3 separate regions of the Mus musculus genome follow, and all the other regions are linked to region 1. The links are chromatin loops, found by intact Hi-C in ENCODE. Cell type or tissue: left cerebral cortex. All regions are shown on one strand. Region 1 overlaps Plgrkt (plasminogen receptor, C-terminal lysine transmembrane protein). Region 2 holds the start of Cdc37l1 (cell division cycle 37-like 1). Region 3 overlaps Gm35922 (a long non-coding RNA gene).

Evidence for each region. Peaks named below come from ENCODE experiments on the same cell type or tissue, not always from the same donor. Only the 100,000 strongest peaks of a DNase experiment are listed, where the experiment ranks them.
Region 2: a loop joins it to region 1, with 3 times the contacts of the local background. A loop is called at or near these places in 4 of 42 quality-filtered maps.
Region 3: it touches region 1 in a loop (6-fold over the local background); 4 of 42 quality-filtered maps call a loop at or near these places.

The regions. Positions count from the first base shown.
Region 1 is chr19:29,351,986-29,359,985 of GRCm38, reverse strand. Plgrkt (plasminogen receptor, C-terminal lysine transmembrane protein) reads left to right here. Exons shown (of 6, transcript NM_026362.2): 3 at 1,583-1,669. The coding sequence starts at 1,589. Among named protein-coding and RNA genes, the nearest start is that of Plgrkt, 5.9 kb to the left of the region's middle. In left cerebral cortex, CTCF peaks have their summits at 4,236 (motif pointing right) and 4,915 (motif pointing right); DNase peaks (open chromatin) are centred at 4,237 and 4,932; H3K4me3 peaks cover 646 bases; H3K27ac peaks cover 211 bases.
Region 2 is chr19:28,987,470-28,995,469 of GRCm38, reverse strand. It overlaps Cdc37l1 (cell division cycle 37-like 1), which reads right to left and starts at 5,103. Exons shown (of 7, transcript NM_025950.4): 1 at 4,801-5,103; 2 at 148-429. The coding sequence starts at 4,932. It also overlaps a transcript of Ak3 not described here. In left cerebral cortex, CTCF peaks have their summits at 3,116 (motif pointing left) and 5,038; DNase peaks (open chromatin) are centred at 4,422, 4,727, 5,121, 6,774 and 1 more place; H3K4me3 peaks cover 2,377 bases; H3K27ac peaks cover 3,788 bases.
Region 3 is chr19:28,786,614-28,794,613 of GRCm38, reverse strand. It overlaps Gm35922 (a long non-coding RNA gene), which reads right to left. Exons shown (of 4, transcript XR_877801.1): 4 at 6,429-6,516. Among named protein-coding and RNA genes, the nearest start is that of Gm35922, 31 kb to the right of the region's middle. In left cerebral cortex, a CTCF peak has its summit at 3,618 (motif pointing right); no DNase peak of the experiment used is centred here.

The DNA.
Region 1 (8,000 bases):
GCTGTGAAGCATTGAGACGGGCTGCTGTGGTGGAAAGGTATTTAACAGCCTAAGACAGCACTGAAGAGAGTGGAGATGTTGTGACACGCCCCCCCGCCCCCCCCCCCCGGGCCTTATGGTCTTCTGAAAAACCAATAACTAACCAAAGTGTTTCTCTGAACATACTCAGTTATATTTAGAACAAAGTTAGGAGTTCTTACCCATAGTTTATAGCCCTCTGGGGTAGCTGTTATACCTAAATAACAAGGCCATGCCTGATGTAGAGGGTGGCTCAAGTCAGTTTTTAAGGAAATGATGGTAAAAAAGGCGATATAGATCATAAGGGGAAAGAAAATCAAAATTTGAATTCATGTCCCAGGCTAGTAAAACAAAACAGCCATTCTATTTTTTAATTTTACTGTAAAATTCAATGAACTATATTGAGCATATTATTATAAAAAAAAAGGTCTGTACTTCTTCAGGCTAACCTAAGTGTTTCTGAGAACAGTAACATCGGCTAAGATAAACCACAATGTTCGGTGTATATTCGGTGTAATAAATGCAGTTTTCTCTCAATGGTATTTCCAACTTGCAATGAGCTTATTGTGCTATAACTTCCATTGGAAATAATGGAGAAACTCTACCATGTGGTCATTTTAAAACTCCATTTCTGGGCTGAGGAGATGGCTTGGTGGGTAAAGCACTTGCCATGCAATCATGAAGACCTGTGCTGAAAGCTTGCACATCAATGACGACCTGGGCACAGAGGCACACATCTGTAATTGCAGTGGTGAGATGAGAGGCAGACACAGGAGGATCCCTGGACGCTCCCGACCAGCTAGCCTGGGGTACACAGCTAAGAGGAACATTCCGGAAAGACTGTCTCAAACAAGGTGGAACGTGCAGAACAATACCCAGGGTTACCCTCTGACCTGGAGGAGCGCTGTGGCACACACCCACCTGCACTCACGCACATGAATGAATATATACACTCACACAAACTTCCCATTCCTGGGGATCCATTTGCAAAGGCGTGTGAGCATCCTCACCCTGCCCTTTTGAGAGCCTCGGTAACGTGGAGAGAATGAAGGCGAGGCTGGAGAAAACTGGCTAGGGGGAAATCAGCTGCAAGAGGATGAGACCTGTGTCAGAGAAGGAGGGGAGCATGAGACGTCAGGAGAAATACTGAAGAATTGACCCTAAGACACTTACATCTTAAGACACAAGGTCAAGAGGGACAGACGACAGTTCTGAACTCACATCCTCAGATGCATGGTCTTCCTGTCTGTCAGAACAGCTGGTATGAAGGTGAATCACATTAGACTTATAGAAGGGAAAACCGAGGTAACGTGGCACTGTGTGTTCACAGAGCAGGGAGAGATGGGAAATCATTTCAGTCAGCTGTTCTTGGCTGAGAGAAGGATGCTCAGGCTGGGTAAGAAGTATGCCTGAGGGTAGACAGCTACATAGAATTTACACTGTTCCCTAGGTCATCTCTCTCTCTCTCTCTCTCTCTCTCTCATCCCAGTTGATAGGAGTCCAGAGCCTGTATAAGGATGCACAGAGTCTGTTATTTAAATATGCCTTGCATTTTCCACTTTAGGTCAAGATGGGGTTTATATTCTCGAAATCTATGAACGAAAACATGAAAAACCAACAGGAGTTCATGGTTACGCATGCTCGGCTTCAGGTATGTGCTAGTTAAGATGCCATGTTCCTAATCCTGTTAAGTTTCTAGAATGGTGCTCTAGAGGCACAGTCTCTTCGACTCCCTTTGACTCCTAATTAAGACGCTCCTGGGCTCCATCCTCAAAGACAAGGTGAAGTGGATGACCAAATAACTGGTGAACAGCCCATGTCTCCAATCCAGATACTTGAGCCAAAATTTCTATACCACTAGGTAATTGCTTAGAGTATATTATGAACAGAATATGGCTCTTCCTCGAGGCATTCTGAACTCCTAAAACCTGTGAGTATATTAGGAATATGATGCCTTACATGGAAAGGGAATTTACAATGTGTTCATCTAAAGAAGTGTTATCATGGATTATCAACATGGATCCATTGTAACTTCCAGGACCTTTATAAGAACGTGTGTGTGTGTGTGTGTGTGTGTGTGTGTGTGTGTGTGTGTGTGAGAGAGAGAGAGAGAGAGAGAGAGAGAGAGAAAGAGAGAGAGAGAGAGAGAGAGAGAGAGAGAGAGAGAGAGAATTAGATGTTATACTGTTACCCATAAAAGTCTTAAACATAGTCATAACCTGAGAAGCACTCTACTGGCTTTGAAGATGGAGAGAACCAGGGCCATGGGCCAAAAAATGCAGGCAACCTTAATAAGCTGGAAAAGCCAAAGAAACAGAGAGACAGAGCCTCGCCAGCCCGTTTTGGCCCTTTAACCATTGATCATAACTTGTTAAAGCTGCACTAGGAAACTGTTATAGACTGTGGTACTTGACCTTGGATTGTACAGTAGATGTTTAGAAAAAAAAAAGTCGAACAGATTGCTGAATTATCTAATATAAGCTGTCAAAGTATTTTAAAATATTACACAGCTGAATGTTAAAATGTTCGACCTAAATTGTTTTGCTAAGGTTTTAGACAATGGTCATGATGAGGCCCCTGTGGTCTGTTATGGCTCTAAGAGTAGAAAGCCCTACTCTTGGGCAGTACAAGTGAGAGATAACCTAGACACCCGGATGAATCAATTCATAGCATCCTGACTGTGCACATGACCGGTCCTCGGTCTCCTGGTCTGTACCCTAGAGGCAATACACACTTCCGAGATGCTCCAAGAAGTAAAAATTATGCACATTATATAGAATGTACATTATATAGAATGTGTACTATAATGCCTCTTGCTTATATTAGGTGTTGCTATCATTGCTATTAAAAATATTTTTTAAGTGTTAGGGTTTCATATAGCCCAGGCTAGCTTCAAGCTGGTTATGTAGTCTAAGATGGCCTTGAGCTTGTAGTCCTCCTGTCTGTCTCTTCAGTAATAGGAGTATTGGTATGTACCACCATACCCCACTGATGTTAAAAACTTAAGTTTCGGTGTGGGATAATGGTTCCTTTGGGGAAAAGGGAAAGAATGGGCAAGTCTTACTGTAATGGAGCAATGGCCAGAGGAGACGTATAGGTTAGGAATCAGCCCAGTATCTCAGAAATAAGAATGGCGTGTGGGTGGAAACTACAAGAGTTTCATTCTTATATCAGACTACATGACCTCAGGATCTGTGAAGATCTGAGGATTCTATTCCTCTTTATTCCTCTTGGAAGTTACAGAAAACCAGAGACTCCTACACCAGAGGAGTCCGTCACTGCACGGAAGCAGTGTGAGCTAAGTACCGATGTCACTTCCTCCTGCTACTCAAAGCCCATGCACTCTGTGGATGTGGGTCAGGTATGGGGAACACTGAGTGTCGGGAATCTACTGCTTCTGTGAGGAACCATGAACAGGAGGAGTGTGGAGGCGTTTGCTTCGTTTCATGCCCCAGGGTTGTTCACTGGCACGAAAGCAAGAGATCGCTCAGCTCCGGTAGCTAGGGCCTTGCTTTTTTTTTTTTTTTGACCTACCCATCAAGAATGTACAGAATGTTCAAGGTCCTTGGTGGTCACCTGACTGGCCAGAGGCAAGAGAACGGCTCCAGTTGTACCTTCCAACACACTACCTTCGTTTTCCAGCAGACAGACGTTCTATTTGTCCTATCTTGGATTCCCGACTCTACAGTGGACATGTCACACCTGAGGCTCACGTAGCTTCCACAGAACAAAGGTTATTTTAAACAAAAACTCACCAAATTACTTACCATCAGTTACTGGCTGGTGTGAAATCCCCTCAACAACTTGTATGCTGGAAACCCAACCCCAATATGACTTCATTTGGAGACTGGGTCTTTACAGAGGTGATCAAGTTAAAATAAATCCTTAGGGTGGGTATTAATCTGATATGTTGTTGACTTTTAAGAGGAAATTTAATCATGTGCCCCAAATATGTCATTTACAAGCCAGTGACAGAGATCTCCTCACAGCTTGTCCAGGAATCAAATACATTGATTTTTTTGATTTCTAGATTCCAGAACTGAGACAAAAACAAAAACAAACAAACAAAAACCCTCTCTCTTTTTTTTTCCTATCGTTTAAACTAGCCAGATCGTGGTCTCTGTTTTTTGGGGGGTGAGGGAGGCGCAGTGGTGGCCGGTATGCAGCTTTAGCAAACTAAAGAGGGAAGCACTTGGAACCTGCGTCCAGAAGGGGGCGCTGGTGCATCGAGCAAGGAGCTCCGTGCAGCTCAACTGCAATTTTCTGCTTTTCTCCCTATTTCTCTAAGCCCTGCCAGGAGCATCAGAGAGGTCATGAGTGGGAGAGATTTTGGTCACCATGAGGTTTTTGTACAGAATGGCGCGTCAATTTCACTGCACACTTATCTGTGTGCACGGCAGTATCTGAATTGCATCAGGCTCCTATCCTCACTGCAAACTTTGCAAACCGACCTCATTGGTTAAATTCAGCCCTTCTTCCATGAAAAGAATGCATCCTAAGTGTTGTAGGGTCGCTACCTACATAGTTTCAGGAGTTTAGACATTTTTGCAGATGTTCGGTGATTATTATGACAAGGCCTTTGTTTCCCTCCTCAAGAACCACAAAAAGTTTTGTTTTTATTTTCCTTAAAAAAAAAAAAAAAGATGGTTTTTGAGAATTTCATACAAGGCTTGAGGCTACGGTTAAGTGGTAGAGCATTTTTGCCCAGCATGCACATGGTTCTGGGGTCAGTACTGCTGGGGGTGGGGGGTGGGGGAGGAAGAGGGAGGGGGTGTATAAGATGGAAGGGACTCACATTAGTAGTTACAACGATATTACCGTCAATTTTTAGTTTTCCGGTAGAAACTGCTTCTTCTAACTTCCGTTACTGAGGAGCTATACAGTGCAGTTCTTCACAGTGCCACTAGATGGCACACAAACAACTTTATAACACCGCAAAACCTGGAAAGAATCCTGATTTTATGATGTAGGCTGGAAAGGGGAAACCTAACACAGAGAAAGAAATATACAGATGTCTGCCCTAGTTATGCAGTGGGACTGTAGACAGAGAGCAGTATGGTAATGCAAAGATTAGTGGGCAGCAAAAGTTTGTCATTTGCTGTGTTCAGGGAACAACATGAGAGAAAAACAAAATCCAACCAAACATGAGAGCCCAGGCTGTCTGTGTGCTGAAAAGTTAAGGTAATATAGATTCTCTTAGTTTTTAGTGAGATTGCATTTTGCACATGGAAGATGTAGTGTTCTGACCCTGGTTAATTTTTATTGGAGCCACCTGAAAAGAGGGAATTTCAGTTGAAGAACTACTTCAGTTAGATTGAATCATGTCTGTGAGAGATTGTCTTGACTAACGAGTGATAAGGGAGCGCTCAGCCCACTGTGGGCAGCGCCATTCCTAGGCAGGTAAGTCTGGGCTGCATAAGGAAGCTAGCTGGATAGGAGCTCCTGGCTAGAAAATAGTGTTTTCCACATGGTCCCTACCTCCAGGTTCCAGCCTTGAGTTCTAGACCTGACTTCCCTCCATGATGGATTGCAACCTGGAAAATGAAATAAATCCTGTCCTTCTAACATTGTTTTTTGGTCATGGGGTCACAGTTACAGAAGCAGTTCCTAATGTGAAAATAATAAAAAACACTTCCAGACACACCGTTTTAGACATTACGATGGTCAGCGGTTTATGTGAATTTCTGTAGTGTGCTTATCAAGTGCTAAAATGCCTTGGTAATTTCTTCTCTCAAGGGATCACACATTCTTGAACAGGGTAAAGATGGCAGCCAATGAGTTCAGTACTGTGTTAAGAACCAAGAACGATGTATATTAGTATGTCTGATGACTACAGAATGGCAGGGGCTTTTCTAAAGGCCACATATTCAGTTAACACTTAGTCCTGGCAGTGAACCGATGTCAGCTAGTTAATGGAATAAACATGGAAACATGGGGTTGAGACCTTTGCTCTCTGTCTGTTCTGACATGGTTCAAGTAGTTTATGTAGAACTTTTCTTAGAAGAAAAAATATTTAGATCATGTTTAATGAGCACACTTTTAAATCTATTAGGAAAACTGATGTTAGTTTTAGGTTTATTGTTAGGTTTTGTTTAGAATATTTGACGACTCTAGCTATTGGTTTAGGCGGTTACTTCTTATAATAATTATACCTTTAGAGACATGAGTTTGCTACATATGGGTATACTTTAGTTTTTCAATCATTAAACATTGTTTAGATGCCAAATACTACTAAGACATAATTTTCAGTTATATTTTTCCAAAAGAAAAACGTTAACTTCAAGTTTCATTTGTTTCAAAATTTTTGAACATGAAGACCTCAAAGTTTTTAAAACTACGGTAGAACGAGAGATTACGTCATTACCTTTCTTCTTCCTCCCTCCCACCTGATCCATGAGGTCTCTCTGATGCCTCCTTACTAAGACTCCCACTGCCCTGTGTCTCCTTTGTTGCAGCATGACGCTAATCCCAGATTTCCAACCCCAGGTGAATCATTGTTGCTGTTGTCATTGTTGTTGTTGTTGTTGCTGTCCTTTGAGACAGGGTGGCAATGTAGCCCAACGTGGCCTCAAATTCACAATTCTTCTTTCTGTGTCTCTTCTTGAGTTCGAGAAGGACGGTCATACCCTCCCAAGCCTGGTGCAGAACTCTTATCCTGTGAGAGAGAGAGCTTTACAACTGTGTTTGAGTCCAGTCGTTATAAAGACAACGACTTCTGCACAGTTTGATGGCTCCTTTCCCCTTCTGCACACTGTGTGTTTGTCATGTCATGCAGTCCCGGGATCTTGTCACAGTCTCATCTCACCTGGGGCATCCTCTGAGTTCTTGGCTGACTTATACATTTTGATACGCTGAGTTCACTCTTTACCATAAAGTTTATTCCTGTGACAAGGACAGCGTGTTCTGTGTCCACCCCAGCATCATCCTGTTTATGATCTTTAGAAAGATCTTTAGAAACCTTTCTGCTTCTGCCTTGGAGAGTTCCTTGTCATCACTTTTAGACTGATAACTATGTGATGCTTTATTGGGGATAAAGAGAAAAATGTATCCTGTGGTAGTTCGTTTAGACAGTAGTTCTTAATCCTGGCTGCATACTAGAACTACCTAAATGCCCTGAAAAACACTAAACTAAACTTATGCTGACCTAACCTTCCAGTTAATATTCTGAATAATTCTTTTGATATGTTAGTATGGCTACTGGGACCTTGAAGAGCTCCACAGATGTTTACAGCTCAGGACACAGATGTTGAACGTGCCTGGATCTTGTTTTGATTTAGATGCCTTTTCATAGGAACACAGATTATTAATTACTGTATTTATATCACTTTGGAAGATATGCATTGGTATATGAGTTTGGAAAAAAAAGTAGTCTAGCAAGGATAGGTTTTACACACTCACTATTCATGTGTACAAAGTCATATGATGTATCTTTAACAGAACTCAAAATGAGTCTCAGCTTCTACTGATCAAGGCAATTTGGGCAAGACAAAGTGGCTCAATTGCTTCTTGCTCTTTCTCCTTCTCCAATCTTGGTTTGACCTAGGCGACCGCAGGTGGTACAGGCATTAGAGGAGGCTTCTCTGATTGAGGGGAGCTTCTCTAATGACTCCTAGGAAACATGAGGTGATCTGCTCTGAGGACATTGACCGTGCTCCAGAGGGGAGTCTGGCCATGACTTCTACACTCTTCAATGCTGTGGGTCCTTGAGACCCAGTTATCTTCTCCAGCTATCTCTGGCTCATATTCTCTGCCCAAGTCTCTGCTATGAGTGTAGCATTCTGGTATGCTACCTCCTTCTAATTTTTAGCTATCCCCTGTAAACCTTTTCATGGGAAAGGGAACCATGTGGACACTTATGTAGCTGAGATGAACCCAACTGTCTCTCTCAGGCCTGCCTGAGCCCAGATCTGCCTTGCAACCATTGTCTCTCTACTTTGGATTCCCCCCTCCCAGAATCCTCTCTGTTTAGGGATTCTCCAGCC
Region 2 (8,000 bases), 360 kb after region 1:
CAACAGTTACTTACAGACACTTCTGGTTCTCCTTCTTCATTTTTATCTGCAGTGCTAGGAATGGAGCCCAGGGCCTCTTGCGTGTTCTACCTTTGACCACATACCCAGCCCCTGTCCTCTTTTTTTATGGTCCAACAAAGATCATACCTTATTAAAAACATCCTTGCTAATGGCATCCATGTTCCAGAGACACATCCTCTCTCTTTGGACCAGAGCCTCTTCTTTCTGTCGCCACTCTTCTTCCCGCTGCCTCAGTTCTGACACCGCGGTCTGTGCTTTGGCGTGTTCCTGATCCAAGGACTCAGAGTTATGCAGTGCTAAGCTGCCAAGTTTCTGCTGGGCTTCAGCAAGATTCCATTTACATGCAACAGAGCTCTTCACAAATTCTTTCTGCTTTTGGCAAGCCAGCTCAATCCCGTGGCTATACATCTAAATAAGAAGTAACAACTGTATTAGTAAGGAATGAAGGCAGCAGCAATGACACAGCTCACTGTTTTCCATCAAAGGGTCTCTGTAGGACGTTTTGGTACAAGGCATAGCTGTATTCTTTGTCTACAATTGCAGTTTACATCCATCAATTCAACTCTGAGCTTCTTTGTTCATCGATGCCTCTCCTTGACAACTAACACTACAAAGGCTGGCAATTGCCAGTGATTCGCACAGAGATGACGGACAACAACAAACATCAGCTGTGTGGGCTCCAGAATCCTTCCTTCCCCAGGAGGAGGAAAGCAAAGCCACGTCCAGTGCATCAGTCATGGCTCCTCATCCTGAAAACCAGAGCTCTGACCTGTAGATCTTGCAGTGACCAGTCTTCACTTCAAAGAACCCATTTAATGGCTCCTAGTTTCTTTGTGTCATCACAATCTGTGACGATGAGAGAGTTCTTAATAAAAAATGCTACTTAAATGATTATGTCACACAGGCACACCTTACCTCAATCCTAATGGAAACAGTGACAGTGAAATCGAAAAGTGCCAACTGGTGACTCTGCTCTACTCAGGAGAAATCACTTTCAATACTTCTGTAACTGCTCATGTAAATGCAATGGGAGTTTAGTTCCTTATATTCCTTGTCTCAACAACAAAAGTGGAGGGCATTTTTTAAGGATTTCTTGGTTAAATGTACTTCATACTACTTACTAAGAATCACTGTTCTTAATCTGTTGCCAGAACTGTATCATTATTAGAGCCTTTATTCATTTACATCTCAACTGTATAAATATAATCATACCTTTTGGTCTTCATTAGCCATTCACTACTAGAATGATGCTTCAAAAAGAGGGGGCAGTCATGCTTTTTCCGAGAGTCTATTATTATAAAGCACAGACCCTTTAGTTCCCGTCAGTTTTACTTACTGGCTTATTCTTCCCACCCTCAGAACCCGATTATCCCTTTTCACTGATAACACTCTGTCCTCTATCCGATCCCTGCCCGATCCCAAGCCTGTTCTTATCCACTCTCTCCAAACCCAAGGTATACACATTGCTATACTGCTGTTTTTAACATTAATATATACTTATTTTCCCTGATTCCAAGCTTTGTAAGGAGTTAGAATTTAGTAACAAACTGTTCTGGCACAGGGAGTAAACCTGAGTTTTCTAGCACATTTGAGATTTCTACTGGCTGTCTGTGGACATTGCTCTCCTGTTTCCTTATTTAGTAGTTATTTGGGTTTCAAGCCCATATACTGCCATGTCTCTAAACGACAAGTAAAACATTTATTTTTACTTCTTGATACACTAGAAAATGAAGATGTTGGAGAGCTGGCTCAGTGGTTGAGCTCATTTGTTACTCCTGAGGAGGACCTGGGCTCCATCTCCAGCACCTATATGGTGACTCACAATTGTCTGCAACTCCAGGACATCCAACGACCTCTTTTGACCTTGGCAGGTGTCAGGAATGCATGGGATGCACACACATGCACACAAGCAAAATTCTCATATACATAAAATAATTAAATTAAAAGAAAAATTATCAATGCTGTTGCACACCTTTAATTCCGGCACTTGGGATGCAGAGGCAGGCAGATCTCTGTCAGTTCAAGGTCAGCTTCATCTACAGAGTGGATAGCTGGGCTACACAGAGAAACTTTTATGTCAAGGGGGGTGGGGGAAATGGGGAGAAAGCCAGTAAAAGGAGAAAAATGAAGCTGTAAAACAATTTGTAAAAAACAAAGTTATACCAATAAAGGCAATTATTAGAAGTGGGGTGCAGGATCTTGCCCTAATTATACAAAAGCAAATATTTCTCAAATCAAGCCAACTACCAAAATTATGTATATTTAAATTATTCCCCATAGACTATCATACCATTTGGTCATACAGTCCAACATGGACAGAGATGACTAAGTATACTATTGGGTCTTTAAGAAAAAGAAGCAACCCAGGGACGTGAACCCATGTTAGGCACGCATTCTCCACAGAGCTGCATTCTGAGCCCATATCAAGTCTTATTTTATTCTGTGATCATATAAAAGTTTAAAAGGCCATAATTTTAGTAAACAAAAACTCCGCAAAGAAACTATGATGGTTCAAGTCTACTGGAGCAGCTTCACATCAAAAGCTCTCAAACAGCAGCCACACTGGATCCCAGCACTGAGAGGGCTAAGTGGGCACAGGCCCACTCCTAACCAAGAAGCAGTGTGCAGTTGGTACCTGCTAGAAAGGGGAAATCACTGAGTTCCATCGCCCCCATTCCAGGGCGGGCAGTGCCATGCTGAGCAGTAGCTAGCCAACACAGAATGAACTCTGTGGTGTTTTTGTGGACTTTTTGCTCCATTTTAGCCTTTTTAATTATTCTAAAATTGTATTTATTTAGTCTTACTAGTCTTTTGCTTGTTTATTTTGATTTCATTTGGGTAGTTTGTTTTAAGAGAGGGAGAACATAATGTGAGATGAGGAGATTTGGGGAGGATCTGGGAGGAGTTGGGAGAGTGGAAAACAAGATGCAAATATATTGTATGAAAATTTAATTTAAAAAAAGATACAAGCGGGCTGGAGAGATGGCTCAGCAGTTAAGAACACTGACTGCTCTTCCAGAGGTCCTGAGTTGAATTCCCAGCAACCACATGGTGGCTCACAACCATCTGTAATGAGATCTGAAGCCCTCTACTGGTCTGTCTGAAGACAGCTACAGTGTACTCATATAAATAAAATAAATCTTTAAAAAAATACAACCATCTTTTTTGAAGTCCTCAAATTCTGGCTTGCCTTTTCACACATCATGTTATATTGAGATAGCTCTCTGTCTCTCATATTTGGTAAAAATTAAGCCAGTAATTTAAGATGAATTTTTAAAATCCTGTTGATTGATTAAACATTTTATTTTTTTTTAAATATTCTAATGTCCCCCCCAATTTAAGTCCTAAAGCTAGCAAAACATACAAGTAGGCTTGTAATAATTATATGTTCTTAGAAGTAATGACTGTGTAAATTTTATCACCATTTAAAAGCCTTCTCATCCAAATAAAATGCTATAGTATTTCTCTGGATAGGCAGTGCAGAAGCGTCCTGAAAAGAACACCGGACTGGGAGTCATGAGTTCTAGTGGGGACCCTGCACTGTCTAACTAAATGACCCTGGGAGATCTCCTTTAGTGAAGGCAATAGAAGCCTTCTTAAACCCCATCACCTAAACAAATGCACAGGTAAAATCGTTTTAAAATGTTGGGTTTCTTGGATTACTTCTTCGAGTCAACCACAGTGCACTGAAATTGAGGCAGTTTCCCCTTGCCTGTCCAAATTGACACCAGCAACTTTTCGTTTTCTCCCTCTGCAATACTAAGTATACACAGATGATACTAGTGATCCGTAACTAGGTGACTACTGACCCATCAATTCTCATTTTGCCTTACTTTCCCTATGACTAGTTGGCTGACCATAGTCTGTGGTTATGAAACAGCATACTGTGGGTGAGCCCAATCAACTCAGCTGACTGACTTGCGGGCAGACAATTTAAACCAGTCATCTTTAAGAAAAGCTATTATAATATTGGACCACATTTTTGCAAAAACGCCTGGAAATCAGACACCTACAATCAATTTCATTGAAAAGATTAGTGTTCAGTCTATGCTTTTGAAATCTGGTTCAAAACACACCCAGGTGAAAAGTCGGGAGAAGGTGATGTTCGCAGCATAGCACAGCACCCCTATAAAAGCCATAACTGGCATATAACACTTGACAGTTTCCGAGGCAAGAAAGCTGGGTTGAAAAACACATGTAGTATCAGAAACTTCGGGAAGAAGCCTGAAAGCCAATTCGGTGGCTGTATGTTTTCACCGGAGGCTGACGCGGAATCAAACTATGAATACAGTAAAGGACCAATGATAGAAACGGAGGTGTGTGCCAGCGTCAAAGGCAAGGCTTACAGAATTTGCTGAGATGTCAGCGCGGCAAAGAGCACGTGAGATGTTTATGTCAGGACTCGGTGTACTATTTTAGAAGTACAATCACTCTCTGTTCCTATCAACTGTGCACAAAGTAGCTGGAGCTCGTAATAAAGGCTCGGATGAAAGCACGCACCAGAGGACAAAGGGTCAATGTTATACACTTGAGCGGCCCCCAAAGCTCCACGCAGACAGCAGCAGAGAGGGGGAGGAGGAACCTCTCGCAAAGGTGAGGGGCAACCAGCCCCGGTGCAGGGACAAGTGTGCGTGGACGTGGAGGTCGGGAATGCGCGCGTGATCGCCTCCTTTTCTCGCGGAAGATGCTGCCAGAGCTGTGGCTTGGCATCAGGCTCCCCCGCGATGCCCGCAGACATTTCCCATCCCCCGCCCCCGGCAGAACGCAGGCCGCTCTCACCTGGGCGCCGCCGTCCGGTACCGGAGAGTAGTGGGACGAAGAGGGGGACACGTCTAAGTCACTCTCCTCCTCGGTTTCCCCGCCAGTCCTCGGGAAGCTCCAGGGGCCCGGTGGCGGCCACGGCTGCTCCATGTCCCACTGGTCCGGGCCCGGCAACCGCCAGCGCCAACGGCCCTGGCGTGAGTGGAACCTGCTGGGCGGAGCCAGCCGCCCGGCCGGCCACGGTCGTTACCCAGAATCCCTCTGCCCCTGGCGAAGCCGATGCACCCCCGGAGCAGGCCTGGACTGTGCCGCCGGCGGACTGCGGAAGAAGAAGTAGCCGGCCGGGACGTCATTTCCGGGGGCGTGACCGGGCGTGGCCACGTCTGGACGAAGAAGCAAAGTCTGGAGTTTAAGTCCGGGAAAGCTAACTAGGGTTTCTGCAGGTTCGGATCCGGGCGTTCAAAGGGTGTTCTGACTTGTCCCTCTTCTATTTCAAAAGCTCCTTCGTGTAGAGCAATCTAAGTCGGAGTCGAGGGGGACCGATTTAGAAAGCACAGCCAACTTTCCTTTAACTTCAAATTACCCGCGACAAGACTGTTCTCCAAACCCTGCTACAGCGGAGGAGGACACTAAAAATAAAATACTGGGGCAAGCACATTTGTAAAGAATTGAGACAAGTAGTAGACGTATCAGAGGGCTTTCCGTTCCTCGTGTCTTTTTAGAATCGTGAAGATCCGAGTACTCACTGTCCCTTTTCTTTTTGAGACAAAATGACCCACCATAGCCCGAGAACACATTTTAAGCGAAAAACTCAAAGATTGGGAATGTACCCTGGCAGTAGAGTGCTCATTTAACTAACACAGGCAAGGCCCTGATTTTAGTTTCTAGGACCAGGGAGAGGGAAACAGACACCTAGGAACTAGGAAAGTCTAACTTCACAACCCGCACGTTTAACAATTTAGCTTGTTGTCTATTCGCAATCAGATAAGACGACAGACTATCAGTCTTTCAAGCTTTGATTGATTGGCAAACTGTAGGTAGGGGTGTGTGGGGGCGTGAGGTTCACAAGGGTAGGCCAGAGGACCACATCAGTTCTCCTGCTCTGTTATTTTTCACAGCATTCCCTTGAGACAAGGTTTCTTCTCGCTGAGCTCAGAGAACTGACACCAAGCCTTCTGTCTCAGCCCATTTAGAGCTAGGATTAGAGGTGCAGGTTTGTTGGGTATTTGAACTACCGTCCTCATGCTTGCTCAGCTACCATTTTTACCTACTGAGTCATCTGCCTTAGCCCTGACTGGCAAACGCTAAAGGCTCGTTAATCCTAATGGTCGAGCGATAGATGAGAAAAATGCTGTTAAGCATGCTGTGTAACATTTAAGGAAGAGGGATGACATGAAAAGCCTATGTGCTTCAGTTCAGCTCTTTCATGATCAGGAAAATACCCAACAGTATTTTTACAGCGGAATCTAATACAAAGACAGTTTTGGGGTGGTAAAAGAAAGCTAAAAATAAGTAAGTAGAAGCAATGGAAGAGTAGATCTCAGCGTGCTGATGTGGAAATATCTCTGAAATGAACAAGTCTGTAATCCTGGGAAAGGCTGAGACATGAGGATTCTCAAGTTCACCACCAACCTGGGCTACACAGAAGGGGCACTCACTGGGTTAAAGAAACCAAATTACAGAATTAGATTATGTAAAGTGAGAAGTTATGGTTTATTTGTTTTGTTTTGCTTTGTTTTTGTTTGTTTGTTTTAAGGAGCAGGGCAGAGAAAGAGCAAGCTAGAAAATTAGAGCATATTGCCAGAGTTAGAGGCCCAGCAGAGCAAAAGAGTCAGAGGTTGAAAGAGAAGTCAAATTGAGTCAGTTAGCTTGAAGAAGTGTTTGAGCCAGAACAACTGACCTGAACCAGCCAGCCACTGCTCAGAAAGAACTAGAAAGAGTGAGCTTTCTCAGCAGCAAGTCTCAGAGGCTGAAAACATTCTCATCTTAGATTAGATTGTGTGGAGGCTAGAAGCTTCCAGGACTAGGTTTGGGTTAACAGATGGCAGTAAGCCTCAGAGATGACAATTATTCAGGAGAATAAAAGATACTTTCACAAAAATCTTGGAAGAGATAGAAGAAGTGTAATAATCACTTTGGTGGCTAAGGCCAGGAATGGAAAATTCTAAAGGTCTTAATTTCTATTTAGCCTTCCCGTATTGTGCTGATTGTTACAGGATATTTGATCATTGTTTATAGAACACCCATATTGTTATAGATACTGTTTATCAGATGCTGATGGGTGTGTCCTAATTAGATACAGTTTGATGTGCCGCTAGAAGTCTCAATAGATAAGCATGCTAAGGAATAAAAAGTTTTTGCCTACTGTAAGGCAAGTTGCTTGGGAGAGGTCTAGTGGTCTTTGCTCTGTGACCCAATCTGCTCTATGACCTGAGGTGAAGTGGGCTGGGTGACCTTGAGCTGCCCCATCATAAAGGTGGAGTGGTTCAGCCCCTACTCACTTGGCTTGGAGCCCCCACCATGATGGTGACATGGTTCAGCCTGCCAAGTTATAGGGGAGGAGCTAGAGACTTCTTTTATAGCAATTGGACCTTTGAGAGCTCTCTCTCATGGCTTGGAAGAGCCTTGCTGAAAGAAGCTCTGGGTAAGAGATAGGGATTCTCTTTTTGGACTTGGAAACCACAGAGAAGCAACGGAGAGGATGCAGGTAAAACAGTATTCTAGGAAAGAGAGCTAAGGAGCCCTCTTGCATTTGGAGGAGCTCAAGAGACAGGAAGATGAGCTCAGTAAAATGACACCGATAGAAAGAGATTTCTAAAGAGCTAGCAGGTGAGTTGTAAGATCAGGCTTGCAAATAGAGATTTTTGTTAAGAAAGTAAAGTTACATTGATGAGTTAGCAGATTTTTACCACAGCTCCCACCTTCTGTGTCTTTATGGATATAAATTATTAAGTAAATGTAAAAGGAGGAATATTACAGTTGGTAGAAGACTTTCCTACAAGTGTATAACTTTATAATCAGAAATAAAAGTTGAAAAGCTTTTCACGCAACCCTTGTTGCGGTCAGGCATTAAATGTCAAGGGGAAAGTGTAAGAGGTCAGAGAAAATGAAAACAGTTTATTTCCCCCTCTTTATTTGAAACCACAAAGTGCTTTGAGTGGTGCCTGGCTGAAAACTTAATTTTTTCAAATCCTATTTTCAATGATGGTTCTCCAATG
Region 3 (8,000 bases), 570 kb after region 1:
GGACACTTAAGAGCAGGCCAGTACTTCATGGTAGCTATGATCCTGGCTGTCCCCTGGAGCTGCCCGACAGAGGCCTGGGCCTACTGACTGGTCACTCCCGGTGGACAAACATTCGCAGGCATCCTAGCTCTTGCTTACCTCTAACAGGCTTTAGAAGAGTTCTCATATTTGTGGTCCTTTGGAGGCAGGGCTAAATTCTATGCCATATGATTTAATTCCTCCAAACCTATTTGTAAATTCTTTACAACATCAGTTCTATTACTCTGAGCTTCTTCTGTGTCAACCTGGACTGACATTCAGCCAGAGTTGTGTCAAGTCCCTGCTGGAAATGAGCAACAATCTCTCATAGTATACCCTTCACTTAGGTCTTTCCCAGAGCCAGTTAAAGTGGGCCCAGCCCTTTTGGGAAGGGAAAATGTTACCTTCAAGGACACAAGTCCTAATGAAGCTGGACTACCCTTTCCTTTGACTGAGCTTGGGTGGCAGACACCACCTGCATATTGGAGATGTCAAAGGTTAACTAGATTGACAACTCTTGAAAGGTCACGTGTTCACCCTGAAGCCCTGCAGGAAGTGATTTTGGGGAATAAAAAAATCATATCAATGTGTCTAAAAAGCAATCAGGCTAAGCATGCAGATCATGTGTTTCAGGGGTCACATAAATAATGACAAGTCAATAAACGGATTTACATTCTACTTGTAAAACTGTCTTTCAAAGGAAAAGATGTGGTTGGGGTTTAAAAATGGAATTGCTAACATTTACCTTCATGAGAATAATTTGTAACTCATGAACATAGCCTACATAAAGCCCTTACCATCAACCTTTAGTATATTGTATATAGGCAAGAGCTGCCAACTCTATCTACTCTAATGAGCAATTAGGAAACATTGTATACAATTGTACATTGTATACATTGTATACAGGCATTCTGTTGTGGTTCTGAATTTTTAAATCAGCAATTAGTCATCTTCTAGATATTTAGTGCAGGGATCATATTCAGGGTGCTCTCCCAGACCAGACTGAGTAAGTAACTAATTATACGTGGGCTGTTGTGGTCTCCAAGTATAGAGATGGTCACCATAGTTAGACGTGGCTATATTTGGCAGTGTTTGGCTATTGCTGCAATACAAGGACAGCTCAGTGAGGTTGTAAGCATTCTTGTTTGCAGTGAGAGGAATTAGAAGCATGCTTGCACAAGTCCATGCCCAGTAAAACAATCAAATGTAGGAAAAGTGAATGGGTGAATGCACAGGCAGATTTTTCTGAGAAACTCTGGGGTGATATATATGTGACCCTGCAGAAGGCTGTGGATTGGATCTAAAAGGCAGTTCATCTGAATGAGTCTGCATTCCTCCCACTTACAGGCCCTCAGGACCCACTAAACCAAAGCCTGAACATAGTTCTCACTTGCTTGTTCTTTAAGAACTGCAATCATAAAGAATCCTTGTCTATTAGAAGCATATGCCCCAAAGCCCACCACTAACTTTCCTGATAAAATAAAGACTGAGAACAGCCACAAGTGGCTCCGTTAGTCCTGGAGAACAGGTCTTGTCTTACTTTGTTTTCTGTTGACCAAAAGCAGTGCAAGGAGGAAAGAGTTTACTGCAGTTTATAGCTTCTTACAGTCCATCACTGAGGGAAACCAGGGCAAGAACTCAAGTTAAGAGCCTGGAGTCCAGAGCTGATGCAGAGACCACAGTGGTATGTTGCCTACGTGCTTGCTCTCCATAGCTTGCTCTGTCCAGGGTTGGGGGGGTTGGGGGGTGGCTCCACCCACCATGGGCTGGGCCTTCCCACATCAACCATTACTCAAAAGTGCCCTACAAGTGTACCTACAGGCAACTCGTATGGAGTTGTATGGAGTTATTTTCTCTAGTGAAGTTCTCTCTTTCCAGATGACCCTAACTGGTATAAAGTTTAAAAACTAACTAACTAACTAACTAACTAACTAACTAACCAACCAACACAAGGCTCTAGAAGAAGAATATTTTTTTTTCTTAATTACATTGAAGTCATCTAGAAAAAAAAGACATGCTGTTATGCCTCATCTCAAGCATCCTTCACTTATGTACTCCCCCAGAAGGAGTCCAGGTCCTCAGAGTCAGCAGCCTTATTAGCTCTTTTTCTTGTTGCTGAGACAGAGTACCTGATGGGTGTGACTTGAGAGGGGCAAGGTTTATTTTGGTTCCCCGTTTCACATGTCTATCATACATTGCATTGAATGTTGGTCTGATTTAATTCCTTGCATCTCCAGTGGTTTCTCAGATTTTCTTCCTGTTTTAGCTTGAGCTTGTTCAGGTCTTACACAGGCATCCCCATACTCCTGGGGTTTCTGGAGGGTAACCTTCCTGTCATGTCCAGAAGACACTCTTGGCTCTGGTTGTCACTGACCCCGGTGTCTCCCGTTCCCACCATGGTCCCTGATCCTTTGGTGGAAGTAATGTGTGATAGTCACAGTTGTAGCTGAGTATTCCAAAGACACTGTTCACACTCTGGCCAGTTGTGAGTTTTTTCTGTTAATCACCATGTATTGCGCAAAGAATAGTGGCCAGTCCGGATGGCACATGCTTCATCAGTTTAATGTCAGCACTCAGGAGACAGAGACAGGTGGATCTTTGTGAGTCGGAATTCCAGGCCAGTCTGGTCTACAAGTTACAAGCCAGCCAGGGCTGCACAGCCAGACTCTGTTAAAACAAAAGATAACAAAAGCAAAAACAAACAAAAACAGCAGTTCACCGTATAAGTAGAACACCTGAGGTTACCACTGCTGACTGTCAGAGATGGCAATGAACAGAGACAGGAATTTAATCTTTAAATTGCTTTACAGGGGGCACCATCAACCCTATAGTAGATGCCATGCTAAAAGCCCATCTTCCTTCTCATCTCTAACCAGTAGCTTACAAAGAGAGAAGTGGGGCCAAGGACAGCCAATCAGCGTGGAGCTTACTTATCCTTGCCCTGTGGGTCACTGATCGAGTCCACTTTGACAGGGGTAGAAGTTCAGCTCTGTACTGCCACTCTCCATGAAGCCCAAAGAGTTTCCCTAATCTTTTAGGGACTCAACTCAGGGAATCCCAAATTTATGGCTTCAGCCAAGAACTGAATTTAGGACCAGCCAGAATAAAATAGAGTCAGGATCTCATTAAGTAAAAAGGAATATAGGAAGGAACAAAAGGCCACTCAAGAGCACGAGTATGGGCTTCTCTGAGAAAGAGTTACAGTTTATTCGGTTTTCAAAACAAGCTACTCTGTGTAGCCCTGGCTATCCTGGAACTCGCTCTGTAGACCAGGTTGACCTTGAACTCAGATATCTGCCTGCCTCTCCCTCCCGAGGCCCGAGATTAAAGGTGTGTGCCGCCACACCCAGCCATTAAGATATTTTAAAGATGATTTTGAGTGTGAACGTTAAGCAGAAACGAGGCTTGGGAAAGATAAGGCATGCTCAAGTGTGAACAAGGGCTCCCGGTGGACTGACTGACTGACTGGGTGGCTTTCACAGAGAATCATAGCCTTAGACCAATGAGCCAGATGTTAAACCTAAAAAGTAAGAAACGCTCCTCTGTTTCCCTGATTTATCTGTCTTGATAAGTGAGATTGCGGGATGGCTCCCAGATGCCTCGGATGGAATAGAATCTGATAACGGACCACCAGGGGGCCACTGGAGTTGCACAAGGGTTTTCTGAAAGCCACAACTTTTCAGGCCCGAAGGGAAAGGCCTGAAGCAGTTGACACCAACTGCTTCCCTGGGCTGGGGTTCCCACTTCCTTGCAGGTAAGAGGCTCTAACCCAGTTGTTCTCAACCTTGGGGTGGAACGACCCTTTCACAGGGTCGCCTGAGACCATCAGAAAACACAGAGATATACATTAGGATTCGCAACAGTAGCAAAATTACAGTTCAGAAGTAACAACAAAAAGGATCTTATGACTGTTGGTCACCACAAGATGAGGAACTGTATTTAAAAGTTGCTACATTAGGAAGGATGAGAACAACTGTTCTAATCAAATCACGGGCTGAGGAATTTGTCTCCTTTCCCACAGCTTCCAATGGCTTATCATCTTTCCCTCCTGCTTTAGTCACCTTTAGGAGACCCACGAGACCTGCATCTTTCTACTCATCCATTGCACTCTCTCCTCATTCCATGAAAGTTTGGCTCAGACACTTCTTGGAGTACTACAGGGATTAACCTTGTCTCCTTTGCAGGGCATGTGGGCTGGAGTTAAAGAGTAACAAACCCTTAGCAATGTGTGAGGCTAAAATAGCAGCAAGTGCCAGCAGGTTCCTTCCTAAACTATGGGCAGCAGGGTCTTTATAAGAAAGAATATTAAAGTGTCCCCATCCATCTCTCCTGTCCCCTAAAGCAGACTTTTCTCTGACTTCCCAGTTTGTGGCTTTCTGAATAAAGAGCAGCTTTTAGAAAGGTTCAATCTCTGATTTCTGTTTAGGTGACAGGTGGCAGGCAGAGTCCAGTCTGGTTTCAAGAGCAAAGAAAAAGAGGGGTGGGGAGGGAGGGAGGGAGGGAGGGAGGGAGGGAGGGAGGGAGGGAGGGAGGGACTTACACCAAAGAGACCTGCTGATGGTGACTTGTTTTACTTTGTCATAAATATAGTTAGAATGTATAGAATTTAACTATCTGGTCAAAGACCTGGTAAATCTCTCCTGCCTTCCTTATAAACCTAAGCTCTTAATTTCTTGATCATCTAGAAAATGGAATATTTAAATCTATTAGGAATTTTTACCACATCTATAAAATGGAATATTTAGATCTATTATGAATATTAACCAAAACATGAATGTACTTTAAATGCAACATTAAGAAATATCTGTTCTTCTAAGCAAGTATTTTAAAGCGTCACTAAATATCCACCCACTTTACAGAAAGCATTCTATCGCTTGCTTACATAATGCACATGATGAATCATAAGATGGAAGTCTTGTTAAGTTACAATGTTTTGCATTCATTACGTAGATTTTAATAAAGATTTTTTTCTCATAGATAGTGGAAATAAATTAAATTTTATTCATTCTTCCTTAAGTCGTTGAGGGTAATAAAAATGGGAGGGCACAAAATGCTTTTTGTTAATCAAAATGCAGTATTTTAAATGCATTTTGAAAGAAATGCATAAAAATCCAAATATGATTGCTTTGCAAAATTTTCTTGATGTATGGAAGCTATCAAGCAAAATTTTGATGATATATATAAATATCTTAATATATAATTCTAGAAACAAATCAAAATAACTCTAAGTGCATTGATTAGATCAGTGCTGTGTATTTATTTCCCAGAAATATGATGTGAGATTTCATATGATATTTCTATGGAGACTGGGATACGTATAAATTATGAATGCAAATGCTTTACAAAGAGATTTACATTAAGTTTCCTTTTTTATGATGGGATTGCAGGCAATACCAAGCCCGTAAGCACTACCAGTCAGGATCTAGGTGAGATGTTGAAGTTATTCTGTACCATGCACAGGGAAAACAAAGACTAGATTTAAAGGGTGACTAAAAATTAAATATGTCTATTTAAATGCTTAGAAATTTTCTATACTGTTTTTGTGCTATGTAAACTTAAATTTAAGAGATTAAAAAATTAAAGGACTAGTACTACATGTAGAGAAAAATTTTAATGGCCTCTTAAATTTTTTTCCATATAAAATATATATTTATATATATATATTTAGAATGAAAAAATTATATGTATACATAAATATATATAAAGTTGGTATTGAAATATATATATATTAAAGGATTTATTTATTTATTATATCCAAGTACACTGTAGCTGTCCTCAGATACACCAGAAGAGGACGTCAGATTTCATTACAGATGGTTGTAAGCCACCATTTGGTTGCTGGGATTTGAACTCAGGACCTTCAGAAGAGCAGTCAGTGCTCTTAACCGCTGAGCCAACTCTCCAGCCCCTTGAAATATATTTATTTATATATAAGGTTGGTATTGAAATGGGCTCAATTGGTTATTAGGCCATAAAAATTGCTATTAAACAATAACCCATTACTAATAAATAATATATTTATTTTATTTCTATGATATTAGATATTTTAATATTTAACTTGATATATATAGGATAAAATGTCTTAAGATTAAACCTGAATTGGCCTCAAAAAGACAAAACTACATTTAGAGTTTTTAATGTTCATTGACTCATTAAACTCAACTTTTCTATTTGCTCCTATGTGTAATCTCATAGTCATGTTATGGATATTATGTAACATAATAATACCATTAAATATGTTTATGGCAACTGAAACAATAAAAAGTTATTAAAATTCTTTCTCATTTTATTTTATAAAGTTTTTATTAGCACATTTATATAAAACTAACAGGCTACATCAGAACCTTCTCATACAAGAATACAATGTGTTTTGATCGTATTTATTCTTCATTACCCTCCTTCATCCCCTTTCCCACTCCTGGTGACTTCCTTCTGCCCAGCTCTTCCCTTTTCATGTCTTTTTGGATTTTATTTTCCAGTGAGTTTAGTTTCAGTTGCCTGCAGAAGAAAGGGTGAGAAACCATTTGCAAATACCTAGACACTGTAGCAATGTCCAACCACTGAAGCAAATGCCTGTGCCTCCTTCAGCAACTGTTAACTGCCTACCAAACCTCAAGAAGGAGCCTGGCTTCATGACCACTGGGTAGGGATTCTCCTTTCCCCACATCTTCACCAACACTTGTTCTCATTTGATCTCTTGATGATCATAATTCTGACCAGGATGAGATAGAACCACAAAACAGTTTAATTTGCAAATCCCTGATGGCTAATGGTATTAAGAAAAAAAACTTAAAAAACATAGCCATTCATATTTCTCCTTTTGAGAATTCTCTATTCAACTCTATAGTCTATTTTTCAACTTGGTTATTTCTTGATTTAAAAAAAATGTATTCTAAATATTAATCCTATGTCATAAGTATAGCTAGCTGAGATTTCTCTCTGTAAAAGTATCTTTTATTCTCCTGTTATAGTTGTTGTCTGGGAGGCTTACTGTGTCTGTCTGCTAACCTAGGCAATAGTCCTGGAAGATTCTAGCCTCCATACAATCTAATCTAGGCCTATCATGTTTTTAACCTCCGAGACTCACTGTTGAAAAAGCTCACCCTTTCTTGTTATTTCTGAGCTCCTCCTGGCTAGATCAGCTCAGCTGTTGTGGCTCAAACTCCTCTGCAAGCGAACTTATTCAATCTGGCTTTTCTTTCAGCTTCTGAATTGCTCCTCTTGGCCACAAACTATACCAACCCCCTCCAACCTCTGGCTCCTCCTTATTCTCTTCTCCTTCTGTCTTTACCTGTGTCTAGGTTGTTCTTTCTTCAGTCTGCCTCTGTAAAACTTTCCCAGTAAAACTCCCTCCCTCTCCCCCTTCCTCGCCCCTCCCTCTCCCCCTCCCTCTCTCCCTCCTCCTCCCCTTCTCCCTCTCTGTGTGTCTCTATTCTCCTCCCTCTCAGCTCCACTGTATTGTTCTCCAAGAACTCTACTGTATCCTAGACTGTACTCTCTTTTTCCTGTACTGTCCATCTCTTCCCTTAAGTAGCTTCCCTTTCCTCTCTCTTCTTGTGAGAGTTGGGCGTATCCTACTCTGTCAAATCTTTCTCTAATTTTTTGCTTTTTCTGTCTCTCAAGTAGACATCACTTTCAAACATGGGTGCTTCCTTCTACAAACTACCTTCATTGTTTGGGATTAAATGTGAGTGCTGAGTGCATGTCTATATTTCAGCCAAAGAGATTAAAGGTGTGTGATAAGGGCTGAGCCACACCCTAACTGGAAATAGATTCAAATATCCTATAATTTCTCTCCTTTTCTCTAAGAAATTGTGTTTTCGTTCAATTGACTGATTACTTAGCTGTATAGAAAGTTTTGGGTTTTATGTGGTACCATTTGTCAATTATCTGGGCGAGTGACCAGACTCTTTCCCATGTTTACATGGTATAGCTTACCCTACTTTCCCCCTAGCAGTCTCAGGTTTCAGGTTTTACATTGA